Linked DNA regions of Homo sapiens: regions 2 and 3 are each linked to region 1. Evidence: chromatin contacts called from ENCODE Hi-C or POLR2A ChIA-PET data. All regions are on one chromosome and are shown on one strand. Each heading gives the region's core, a stretch centred on a gene start or an enhancer-like site at or near the end of the contact. The rest is flanking DNA. Distances are from core to core; before and after follow the strand shown.

What was found. A loop is a pair of places that touch in the nucleus more often than their neighbours do. ChIA-PET counts read pairs that join two places held with the same protein, here RNA polymerase II (POLR2A). Pooled maps may share reads with other maps.
Region 2: a map with no recorded cell type shows a loop between it and region 1 (8-fold over the local background). The contact joins two enhancer-like sites. A Hi-C loop is called at or near these places in 9 of 37 single-sample maps with no recorded cell type and 9 of 50 pooled maps. POLR2A ChIA-PET finds 5 or more read pairs at or near these places in 4 of 52 experiments (CD4-positive, alpha-beta T cell, CD4-positive, alpha-beta memory T cell, activated CD4-positive, alpha-beta T cell and 1 more).
Region 3: a pooled map shows a loop between it and region 1 (2.4-fold over the local background). The contact joins two enhancer-like sites. A Hi-C loop is called at or near these places in 2 of 50 pooled maps. POLR2A ChIA-PET finds 5 or more read pairs at or near these places in 2 of 52 experiments (activated CD4-positive, alpha-beta T cell and activated T-cell).

Annotation. Positions count from the first base shown.
Region 1 is chr10:30,702,681-30,706,811 of GRCh38, reverse strand. It overlaps the pseudogene SVIL2P. Among named protein-coding and RNA genes, the nearest start is that of LINC02644, 18 kb to the left of the region's middle. RefSeq lists enhancers at 1,117-1,166, 1,047-1,570, 1,687-1,746. Within about 2 kb of position 2,036, at least 6 of the 41 ENCODE cell types and tissues checked have a DNase peak (open chromatin) inside an H3K27ac peak, as active enhancers do.
Region 2 is chr10:30,779,999-30,783,937 of GRCh38, reverse strand. No RefSeq gene overlaps it. Among named protein-coding and RNA genes, the nearest start is that of LINC02644, 59 kb to the right of the region's middle. RefSeq lists an enhancer at 292-792. Within about 2 kb of position 1,402, at least 10 of the 41 ENCODE cell types and tissues checked have a DNase peak (open chromatin) inside an H3K27ac peak, as active enhancers do.
Region 3 is chr10:30,582,264-30,586,000 of GRCh38, reverse strand. No RefSeq gene overlaps it. Among named protein-coding and RNA genes, the nearest start is that of LYZL2, 46 kb to the left of the region's middle. Within about 2 kb of position 2,165, at least 30 of the 41 ENCODE cell types and tissues checked have a DNase peak (open chromatin) inside an H3K27ac peak, as active enhancers do.

The sequences.
Region 1 (4,131 bases), core at 787-3,286:
TCTGACTCAGTCCTGTTTGCAGGTGTGGCCCTTGTGCGCACAAGTGATAGGGGAGCCGGACTAGTGTCACCAAGGGGCCAGAGCTTCCGCGTTGGCTACGGAGTGACTGCAAGTGCCATGGGGCTGTGCTTCCCCCCTGCTGGAGGGATGGTCTGGAATCTGAACGCTCCCTGCTCTATCTTAATTCTCCAAAGCTGGACTTTTTCAAAGTTATAAGTCTGCTGGAAAGAAAGAAAGAGAGAGAGAGAGAGAGAGAGAAAAGAAAAGAAAAGAAAAGAAAAGAAAAGAAAAGAAAAGAAAAGAAAAGAAAAAGAAAGAAAGAAAGAAAGAAAGAAAGAAAGAGAAAGAAAGAGAGGAGGGAGGGAGAGAGAGAGGGAGGGAGAGAGGGAGGGAGGGAAGAAAGGAAGGAAAGAAGAAAGAAAGAAAAGAAGGAAAGAAAGAAGTGAAGAAAGAAAGTGCCTGGGCAACATAGTGAGACCCTGTCAAGGAAGGGAAGGGAAGGGGAGGGGAGCGGAGGGGAGGGGAAGAGGGAGGAAAGGGAGTTCCTCCCACTGGGGGTCCTTGTCTGACACCCCACTACTCCCTGGAAGGAGAGGCTGGAGCTGCCTGGGCCCTGGAAGATCCCCTTCCTGCTGTTTAAGAAGCCCCTGAAGTTTGGTGTGTTCAGCGGCCCAACCTCAAGTCGCCTTGCTGCTGGTTCAACCCTGACCTGCTCCACAGTCTGGTGACTGGGATCTTCGGCCCCTCCTTGTAGCCAAACTCACGGCTCTCCACATCCTGTGCTGGAGCCCCACTCTGACTCCCTGCATGCAGGGTGGGTTAGCAGCACAGTTGGGTTTGAAAAGAGGCAGGCCTGGATGTGAGTGTCCCGCTCCACTCCCTGCTAGCTTGTGGCTTCAGGCAGGTTCCTTGATCTTAAGGTCCTGTTCCTCATCTGAGAAATTAGCATCACAACAGAACAAGTCTCAGGAAACCCAGGAGGCACTCAGCTAGAGGCAGGGTAAAGCCCCCAGCATCGTGCCCTGAGGGGGCAGGGGGACCTCTGGGCCACAGCCCGGCTCTGCACAGCACACAGCCCCACTGGCCGTGTGCTCAGTGAGACCCGCCTGCTGGGTGTTCCTGCACTTGCTTTACATCATGGATAACTGTCTTGGAGACAGGGTCTGAAATCTTTACTTGGTCCCTACAGAAAGTGTCTCCCATAGAGTAGATGCTCAGGAAATGGTGTCAGTTGATGAAACAGATGCATTTTGTATAAATCAGGAAAGAAATCACGTGGTTCCAAGCCTGCAGTTTTCTGATCAGCAAACAGCTGCCTGTGCTTCCTGTGGCCCCGGGGGCAGGTGCACCCGCACAGCAAGGAGGCTGAAAAGAGGTGAAAAAACTCCCTTCTGAATTGAAATCACAGACCTGTGACCTGCATGCTCTCCTAAATGGGAAGGGGTGAGGAGCGCTGTGGGAAAGGCTCCTCCTTGGCAAGGAAAGGGATGATTTCTCCGGAGTTCACCGGACTCCCCCTTTCCCCAGCGCCAAGCATCCGGGTGAGTGTTTTGCAATGGGGTCTGTCACCATCAGGAACCGAGGAGAGTTTAGACTCTGCATTTACTACACCAGACCCACAAAGCACCACCTGTGCTCTCAGTCTCAGGAGAAACAGCCTCTTTCACTTTTCAAATCAATCTTCTGTGCATGTATTTACTATAATGTTACAGCACCATTGGTTCCAGCTTTAAATCACGAAGATATGCTCTACTTAACGACTTTAGTTGAAGCAGCACACAGCCACATGGGAAATACCATTTAGAGGCCAATCATCTCTTTCCCAGAAAATCTCTGGGGACAGGGGCAGGGGAGGGAGAGAGGGAGCTGAGAAGCCTTGATGTGCAAGTTCAATTTCTACAGGTGAACACCAGCGGCCTCGGCAATGCTAGGTTGTTAGGAATTCGGCCTTACTTCTTTTCATCTCTGTGGTTTACTAACTGGCTCTCAAAGGCGTATGACTGCGGTGCCCCACTGCACGCACGCAGCAGAGGGCATGACAGGGTTCATTGGAGAAGCTGGCTCCCGCAGGGCTGCTGGGCTGACCTCTTTCAGCTGGAGAAAGCCATAAGCGCTCACTAACCTGCCGTGCTCACCATGAACTTCCACTTGACCACATAGGCATCCCCCTCGTGGAACTGCCCGATGCTTTGTTTGGGGAGCCTGCTATAGTCAAATTCCAGGATGTACCAGACATCCACGGAGACACTGGTGATCTCAAACTGCCTCCTGTGGTGTCCTTCCACCAGGCCACAGCCACAGCCAATGTTCACCCTGTCCAGGATGGCACCTGCTGTCGTCTGGGGCACGGACACCATCCGTGTCACGTTGTTCCGCTTGACATCGGCCCTGGAGTCTTCCTATAGGGGAACATGAAGACATCGGTTCAGTTGCCTGTTTCCGCAGCTATTCCTTGTCACACTCAACGCTGCTTCAGCTGTTCATGGGACAGCATAAAAATACACCTTCCACACTCTGTCTCAGGATGTTTAACTGCAGTCAGGGAAAGGCTGCATTTTCAGAAAGACTCTGGCAGGTCTGAACACCCATTGGCCACACTGGTGCATGGGGTGCCTGAAAACAGGTGCAAACCCGACTCTTCACCTCCCAGAGTCAGATTAGAATTGGAGGCCAGTCTGCTGTTCTATTAGTGAATCCTGGGAAGGCCTCTTAGCTTTAAGGGGTGTGTGTGTGTGTGTGTGTATGTGTGTCCATTTTTTTTAATTAAAAAAGTATTTTAGTTGACACATTATTATGGATATGATTTGATGTGTTGATAAATGCATCTGTTTCATGGGGAAGGGGGTGTGGGAAGGAGACGGGACAGGGAGGATAGGGAGATGTTGGCCAACAGGTACAAAATGACAATCAGAGAGGAGGAATGAGCTCTGGTTTTCTCCTGCACAGTGGGGTGACTGTTTTCCAATACTGTATTGCATATTTCAAAATAGCTAGAAGAGAAGATTTGAATGTTCTCACCACAAAGAAATGATACATCTGGGGTGACAGCCATGCGAACTATCCTGATTTGATCATTTTACATCAAGGCCACTTTTGTTGGGACCCGAACCAAGCCCTGAGGTTTGAGACTTGGTCACTGGAATACCTTGTGCTGGGCAAGTTCCCCGGGGTTCTTCTCATTTGGTCTTTTCAGTTCTGTCCAATCCAGAAACTTTTCTTTGAACAAAATCGTCTCATTGTGTTCAGTAAGTCTCCCAAATATCGCCCAGTCGGGCCGCCCCTGTCCTTTTCTGTAGGGTGGGAAGGGGGTTGGGAGAACAGACAGGAAAAGAACCAAGATGAAGCCAAGCTTAAACAAAGGAATCTAAAACACATGCGGCTGCTGGAAAAAACCTCAAAGTACGTGAGTACATATAAAATAAATGGTTTATTTTCCTGCATTTTACCAAATACTGACATTTTGTTATTTTAGTCTGAAGTCTTGCAAAGCTTTGTGTCCATGGAGTTTTTGATGTGCCTTAATGTGACATGAACCATGTCAGGACTAGACTTTTCTTACATTCTAGCAAGTTTTTTTTGTTTTTGTTTTTTGTTTTTTTTGAGATAAGGTCTTGCTCCGTTGCCCAGGCTGAAGTGCAGTTGCACAATCATAGCTCCCTGCAGCCTCGAACTCCTGGGCTGCAGTGATCCTCCTGCCTCAGCCTTGCAAATAGCTGGAACTGCAGATGTGTGCCACCATGCCTAGCTAATTTTTTAATAGAGACCAGGTCTCGTTATGTTGCCCAGGCTGTCTTGCACTTCTGGCTTCAAGCAATCCTCCCACCTCAGCCTCCCAAAATGCTGGGACTACAGGTGTGGGCCACTGTACCTGGCCACATTCTAGCAAATTCTTGTCTTTGGGATGCCCTGGGAGTGGCACGCTGGGTGGAGATTTCGGCAATAGCAGGAGCTGTGGGCAAACCTCACTTGTCATCTACTCTGTGCCACCCAGTCACCTGCAAATGCTCACCAAGTTTCCTCCAATTAATTAATAGACGTAGGGAAGAGGTAGCTCCCTCCTCAATTCTCTATTATTTTATTTCATGTTACAACAAAGCTCTCCAGAGTACAGAGATTCTCCCATCACTAAAA
Region 2 (3,939 bases), core at 153-2,652, 78 kb before region 1:
TTCTTCTCCTCCCTGCAATGAGGTTAACACACAGGGCACCAGACGCTCTCCCTTCATGCCATCTACTAAGTAAGACATTCTGCAATGACGGATCCGTTTCTTTGATTCAAGGCTTAGCTCCCAATTAAACAGAAGATACCCTTGAAGAGATAAAATTTAGGCACCGATTTTAGGGTGAAACAGTGTATTATTGTTTCCCAAGGATTGAGTGGGCTCCTAGAGAAAGGAAGGAGGCCCAGCCTGAGACCCAGAGGGACAGGAACCAGCGCTGTGGCCATCCTTCAAGCCCGGGCCCTAGTCATTCATTTGGTGGGACTGGGAGGAGGTAGGGTGGTGGCTCTGGGAGGTGGGTAGTGACAGAGTCCTGTACACATTTCAGGGGTGTGGAGGGAGCCTTCTGAGAATGTCCAGACCTCATGGGGCCTCTAGGACCCAGGTGGCCCTCGATGGTCACTGTGTCCCCAGCAGTTGAGACCCATTTGACAGAGTCTCAGGCAGCTGCACCGTGACCATCTTCTGCTCCTCTCCCCAAGTCGATAAAACCAACAGCCATCTGTGTGAACATAAGCCCCGTGTTTTTATGGGCTGTCTACTGGCTGCTGCAGACAAGCCAGGATGGAGGCTTACGGCCGCAGCTCTCTCAGCCTCCAAATATGAAACTGTGTAATCCGACTCATTCTCTGAAACCAAATATTTGCAGGGACAGCCAGCAGCCACCTGGCTACCACATCTTTTGACCATGCAGGTCATTGGTGCTGTGAAAACGCCACCTGGGGATTTTTCTCAGCTTCTGAGGGGTCCGCAGGCAAACCTCCCCTCCACGACACAGGGCAGCCCACCCTGGCCTCTCCTGCTGCCCCCCAATTGGGGTGTGCAGATGAAATCTCAGTCGGGCCTGTGAGCGGAATGAAAGAAACTCTGTTCATTTCTGCAGGGGCTCTGGTGTCTGTCTGAGGCCCTGGTTTCCTCCCAGGAAACTGCACTTACCTTCTGTTGCTTATTACCTAATTGATGAACTATTTGAGTCTGCATGGTGCTACTTTGAGCTTCCTTAGCTTGGCCACTAGCTGAGCATTAAGGAAGTTGTGGAGAGCAGTACCTTCATGCCCCGCGCAATGATTTGGTACATTTCCAGAACGATCTTCTCCTTGTCAGGCTTCCCTCCCTCCTGCTCAGCAGCCCTTATTTTTTCTCCTCTCTCTTTCTCTGGAAATGTGGAGTTTATTGGTCTCTGCAGGGGGGAAATGATCAAAAACGTAATTATTATAAGCTGCAACCCCTGGCCAGCTGTTTGGGTTTCAGGGTGGTTCCCAGTGAGTCACTAGGGCACACCCTCTCTCTGCCTGGCTCCTCTGGGTCCCCCTGGCTTGGCCATCTGGAAAATGGGAGGATTTTTTAAGGGAGGAGGACGTTTGGGGAAGAAAACAGGCGCCTGGGAGCCTCTCTCTCTCTCTCTCTGTCTCTGTCTCTCTCGCTCTCTCTCTTTCCTAACCCCACAAACTTCTGAGAAGCCCCATGTTCCTGGCCAAACATGGAACTGTCTGGAGGGACCTGGGCGGGCTGCAGGCCTAGGCCCCCACCCAGATGGCCGCTGTGCTGCCTCTCCTAGCAAAAGCCTTTGCTGGAAGGGTGAGCAACCAGGGCCTTCTGTACAGATGACTTTACCATCCCGGACACCATTTTAAATAGATCGACATTTCAATATGTATTTATTCTTGTTGTATATACAAAAAAATTAATACAAAATAAAAAAAGCCCTGCTGGTGATATGCCAGGCTGAGATATATAATGATATTTAGCAGCAACTGTGTCATTCTGTGTTGTTGACAGTAAAATAAATTAACATAATAAACATAATTTGCTCAAAAACAGCTAAGGAAAAGCAGATGGTTAGCACATTTCAGCAGGACCTGTTGGTCCAAGTTTGCACGGATGTTTAGACGTTTGTGCAGTCTGCAACAGATGCTTGCCTGGGTTCCCAGGCGCTCCCACGTGATAGGCACGGGAGGGCTCCACGCCTCTGGCCTGGGACAGGGCCACCGCACTGCAAAGAAATGGGGTCCCCAGGAAAGGGAGCTGCCATGTGCATTGCAGCCCCAGGCCAGGGCTGGCTCAGCGTGAAGAGTGGCAGAGGCACCAGGCTGGCTTTCCCGCCAGGCAGAGCTGGAGCCTGCAAGCGCCTGGGCCATTAGCATTCATGGCCTGTCGCCTGCCCAGCGCACATCCTTTGTGTGCCTGGAACAAGGGAGCTTTCTTCCAGGGAGGATGGCGCCGAGGCACTCCGGATCCTGCAGGCGAGCTTCCCAGTGGCAATGGGGACCAGTGGGCCTTGGCCCTCCCTTTGGTTCATGCACCCATAGCTCTGGAAAGAGAAGAAAATGTTATTTTTGCAGAAGATGCCTCAGTGCCTGGGAAGAAGAAGAGGGCTGTGGATTTATTTTATTCTGCAGATTGGAGGGGATAGGGCCTGCAGATCCCCAACATCAGGACCCCGGGGTCCCTGGCTCTACCAGGCAAATAGTCCATGTTAGTAGCCTCCTGGGAAGGAGCATTTTTCCTGAGGGCAGAGGTGAAGGCTGAGGCCCCCAGCGATGGGCGATGGCATTTCAACCTGTCCTTCTCAAACAGGGCAGAAAGAGGGACTCATGAGAAAGATGATGTTGGGATTTCTGCTCAGAAACCTCACTACCCCACCGAAGGAGGGCTGAGGGCTCCCTCCCACCCAGCACTGGGATGCCAGGGCAGGTCACTGAAAAGGGCAGCCCTTCCTGGAGTTTGGATGCAGCTCCAAAAGCTCCTGGGAATTCCCGTGCTGCCTGAGCAGTGCTGTAGGCAAAGCCCCCATGGTCCATACTTGAGAGTTCAGATATAGGCTAGACATGGTTTCTGGTAGAAAGGAGCTTATTATTATTATTATTATTATTATTTTTAGAGATGAAGTCTCAGTCTGTCTGTCACCCGGGATGGAGTGTAGTGGTGCCATCATAGCTTGCTGCAGCCTCCCACGTCTGGGCTCAAGCAGCCTTCCCCACCTCAGCCTCCCAAGTAGCTGGGACCCCAGAAACCCTGGGACCCCACACCTGGCTAATTTTGCTGTGTGGTTTGTGCTTGCACCGGTGCCTCGGCCTCCCTTTGTAGGTCTCCTTGCCACGTTGGGACCCTCCCCGCGGGGCTCACCCGCCAGAGGGGCTAGAAGCAGGGACCCCAGAAACCCCAGGACCCCACACCTGGCTAATTTCAAAAAAAGTTTTTTTAGAGATGGGGGTCTCACTGTGTTGCCTGGGCTGGTCTCCAGCTCCTGGCTTCAAGAGATCCTCCCACTTCAGCCTCCTGAGTTTCTGGGATTACTGATGCACACTACCATGCCCCACCTGCTAGAAAAGAGTTTAGAGTAGGAGACCCAACTGGATATAAAATAGCTGGAAAGACAGATGCCCTGTTGTAGGACAGGTTAAGCATCTGTAGCTCCACCACAGAGCTGTTAGCATGGCACAGTTGCCCGGTCTGAGTCTGGGATCCTGGCAATAGGTGTGCTTAGCACCACGCCTGGTATGTGCCACGTGCCCACTAAATGGTAGCGGTTGTTAACCCTGACTGCTGCGTCGAAGACAGTTTCATGGGAAGAACAGCTTGCCCCCTGCGTCCAGAGGACAATTAGACCTTTTCCAAGTGTCTAACAGGCCCCTCAAACATGGCCAAGACTTGAGGATCTGGCCCCAGTTCATCCCTTATGGAGTCATCCCACCTCTGGAAATACCCCTGCCATCTATCCTGATGTTCAGCCAAAAACTGGAGGCCATTTTTTCCTTCTCTCTTTTGCCAACCCCCACATCAGATCTCATCAGCAAGCCTTGTCAACTCTACATCCAAAAAGCATGCTGCATCCCCCAACTCACCATCTTCCCCTTGCTCTACCACAGCCGTGGTTCAAGCCACCTT
Region 3 (3,737 bases), core at 916-3,415, 120 kb after region 1:
TCCCCACTCAGTGACATTCAAAAATGTCTTCTAAACATCTGCACTAATATGTTTATCACAGCTCTATTCACAATAGCAAAGATATGGAATCAACCTAAGTGTTTAGCAATGGAGAATTGGACAAAGAAAATATGATATATATATCATTATACTATATATAGAATAATTATATATTATTGTACATATAATTGTATATAAAATATTTAACTATTATATATAATATATTAATATAATATAGTATATATAGTGTATACATAGTATAACATATAGTATATATTTATATATTATATTTATATATTATAGTAATATAATAATATATAATATATAATTATTATGTATATAATATAATATATTGTTTATATAATGTAATATATTAAATGTTATTATATATTACATAATATATTATGTACATGTATACTAATATATAATATATTATATAATTATATATAATATATACACACATCATGAAATACTATTCAGCCATAAAAAAGAATGAAATCATGTCTTTTGCAGCAACATGGATGGAACTAGAGGCCATTATCCTAAGTGAAATCACTCAGAAACAGTCAAATATGGAATGTTTTCATTTATAAGTGGGAGCTGAAGAGTGGGTACACATGGACACACAGAATAGAATCACAGATATTGGAGACTACAAAAGGTGGGAGGGTTGGAGGGGGTGAGTGTTGAAAAATTACCTATTGGGTACAATGTTCACTATTCAGGTGATAGGTACACTAAAAGCTAAGACTTCATCACTATGCAAAATACACATGTAAGAAACCTGCACTTGCACCTCTCAAATACCTAGGAACAAAAAATAAACTTAGGCCGAGCTGGGGGTGGCTCACATCTGTAGTCCCAGCACTTTAGGAGGCCTAGATGGGTGGATTGCTGGAGCTCAGAAATTCGAGACTAGCCTGATCAACATGGCAAAACCCCGTCTCTACCAAAAATGCAAAAATTAGCCAGGTGTGGTGGCTCACGCCTGTAATCCCAACTGCTCAGGAGGCTGAGGCAGGAGGATTGCTTGAATCTGGGGAGGTGGAGGTTGCAGTGAGCCTTGATCACGCCACTGCACTCCAGCTTGGGTGACAGAGTGAGACCACAACTCAAAAAAAATTGAAATAAAATATATAAAATTTTAAAGTCTTCAAGCCTGGCATGGTGGGACACCTCTGTAGTCCTAGCTACTTGGGAGGCTGAGGCAGAAGGATCACTTGAACCCAGGAGTTGGAGGCTGCAGTGAGCCAAGACCCTCTCTCTAATTAATTTTTTTTTAAAAAGTCTTCAGACATTACTTATTGCCCTCTGCCCATTGAGAATCACAGATCTGAAGCATTGGACCAGTTCTTGCTGTACTGCTGAGTATGACATCCTGCCTGGGTCCTTGTGATGGCCAAAGAAACACACTTGGTTCAGCCTCACCAGTGAGTCCTTCAGGCAAAACTCAAACCCCAATACTCCAGCTGTCAGGACCAACACCCAGATGTGCCTGAGGAGACACGATCATCTCAGTGGAAGTCTTTGCACACAGCCACCAAAAGCTTATAGCCTGGTAAACCCATCTGCTCACATCACTGGCCACAAAAGCAAGTGCGAGCTACAGACTCCATTGGAAGCAATCATCTCTGGCCTCCTCTATGTCTTCCATTGCCCAAGACCCTGGACACCTCGCTCCAGACCACAGCTGCACAACTGCCGCTGCGCTTTTCATTTTGGTCACTCTCCAGATGGTCCGTCTAGCTTCTTGGCCTGTAACATTCTCATATCTAAGCCCTCCTTCTGGCTACTGTGCCTCCTTTGACTCAAAGGAGAGACTCCTTGCTCCTGTCCCAGCCAGCCACAACTCCCCGAAAAGCAAGGGTGTGTGGGATTCAGACAGAGTTTAAGAAACCAGCAAGAGTACACAGGTGCCCCAGCAGTTTCCATTCCTGACACCGGTAAACAAATCCAGAGGTTCCTTCTGAGCTTCCCACTCGGCTTCAGAAGGGCCACCGGGACTGGGAACAGCTCCAAGAGGAAGAACGGAGGGGAAATGAGAAGAATGTTTGTATTGTTTCATGTTTCACAAAGACCTGTCAGGGTGAGCAGTAACCCACGCCAACAGGGCTTAGTCAAGCAACCAGTACCGGCCAACGGACAGTGAAACTGAAAGGAAAACTTGCAGAGCTTTCGTGGAAAGTCCATCAGTGAGAATGTCCTGGATGAATACGGTGTAAACTGTCTCCCAGGCCCTGTTTCATTTTTCCTTAGATGTCAATGGGAAACCACACATTTGCAGAATCAATTGTTTCTGCTTTCTAGAAGAAAGCGTCCTTTGAGATTAGCAGCATAACAATAAATACGTAATTAAATAAATAAGGAAAAACAATTCACAGGTTCCAAGGATTAGAAGGACAAAAAATAAATAGTGGCTGGATGTGGTGGCTCATGCCTGTAATCCCAGCACTTTGGGAGGCTGAGGCGGGTGGAGACCATGAGACCAGCGTGGTCAACATGGTAAAACCCCATCTCTACTAATAATACAAAAATTAGCTTGGCATGGCAGTTTGCACCTGTAACCTCAGCTACTTGGGAGGCTGAGGCATGAGAATTGCTTGAACCCGGGAGGTGGAGGCTGCAGTGAGCCAAGATTGCACCACTGCACTCCAGCCTGGGTGACAGAGTGAAACTGGGTCTCAAAAAAAAAAAAAAAAAAGACAAAAAATAAATAAGAAGAATAAATTAAAAAATAATAAAAGAAAGAGATTAGCAGGGTGGAAGCAGACGGCACAGAGAAGAGGGGGCACCGGCCCCCAGATGGGCTGTGGGAGCAATGCCAAGGTTGGAGGTGGTGGGAGAAAGGCGGAATCTCTATAGCCTGATAGAGGTTGAAGATGCTTTTGCAAAGCTAGTGTACTTAATTAATTGCGGGAAACAAAGGGTCTTTCTGATCCATACAAAGTATACTTTCATTGGGTAACCTGATCATTAAAAGAGATTTCAACTAAGACAGATGATGAGGACCTTCCAAAAGTCAGTCACTCGACAGACGTCCAAAGTGCCAGTGCCCAGTAAGAACGCACGCTGTCTCGCCCAGGTGGCATGAAACGCCATGAGGCCCTGGAACAAGGGTTACAATTATTTTCTTCTTTAAAAAATTTTTTATTTGTATAAATGTATGTGGTGCAAGTGTAACTTATTACAGGGATATATTGCATAGTGGTAAATTCGGGGCTTTTAGTGTATCCATCACCCGAATAATGTACACCGTACCTATTAAGTAATTTCTCATCACCCCCCTTCCTCTAAGTCTCCAATCTCTATCATTTCACACTCTATGTCCATGTGTGTACATTATTTTATTATTATTATTTTTTGAGACAGGGTCTTTCTCTGTTGCCCAGGCTGGAGCACAGTGGTGTGATCACAGCTCACTGAAGCCTCAACTTCCCAGGCTCAATCAATCCTCCAGCCTCAGCCTTCTGAGTAGCTGGGACCACAGATATGCACCGCCATACCCCAAAGAGATGGGGTTTTGCCATGTTGCCCAGGCTGGTCTTGAACTTCTGGGCTTAAGTGATCTGCCCGTCTTGGCCTCCCAAAATGCTGGGATGACAGGTGTAGCCACCGTGCCCAGCCCTGCACACATTATTTAGCTCCCACTTATAAGTGATCTCAGCCCTTGTTGCTGCTGTTTCTTGAGAAGGGAAATTGAATTTCTAATATGCAGGGGATCTCTTCCCTAATTTCCT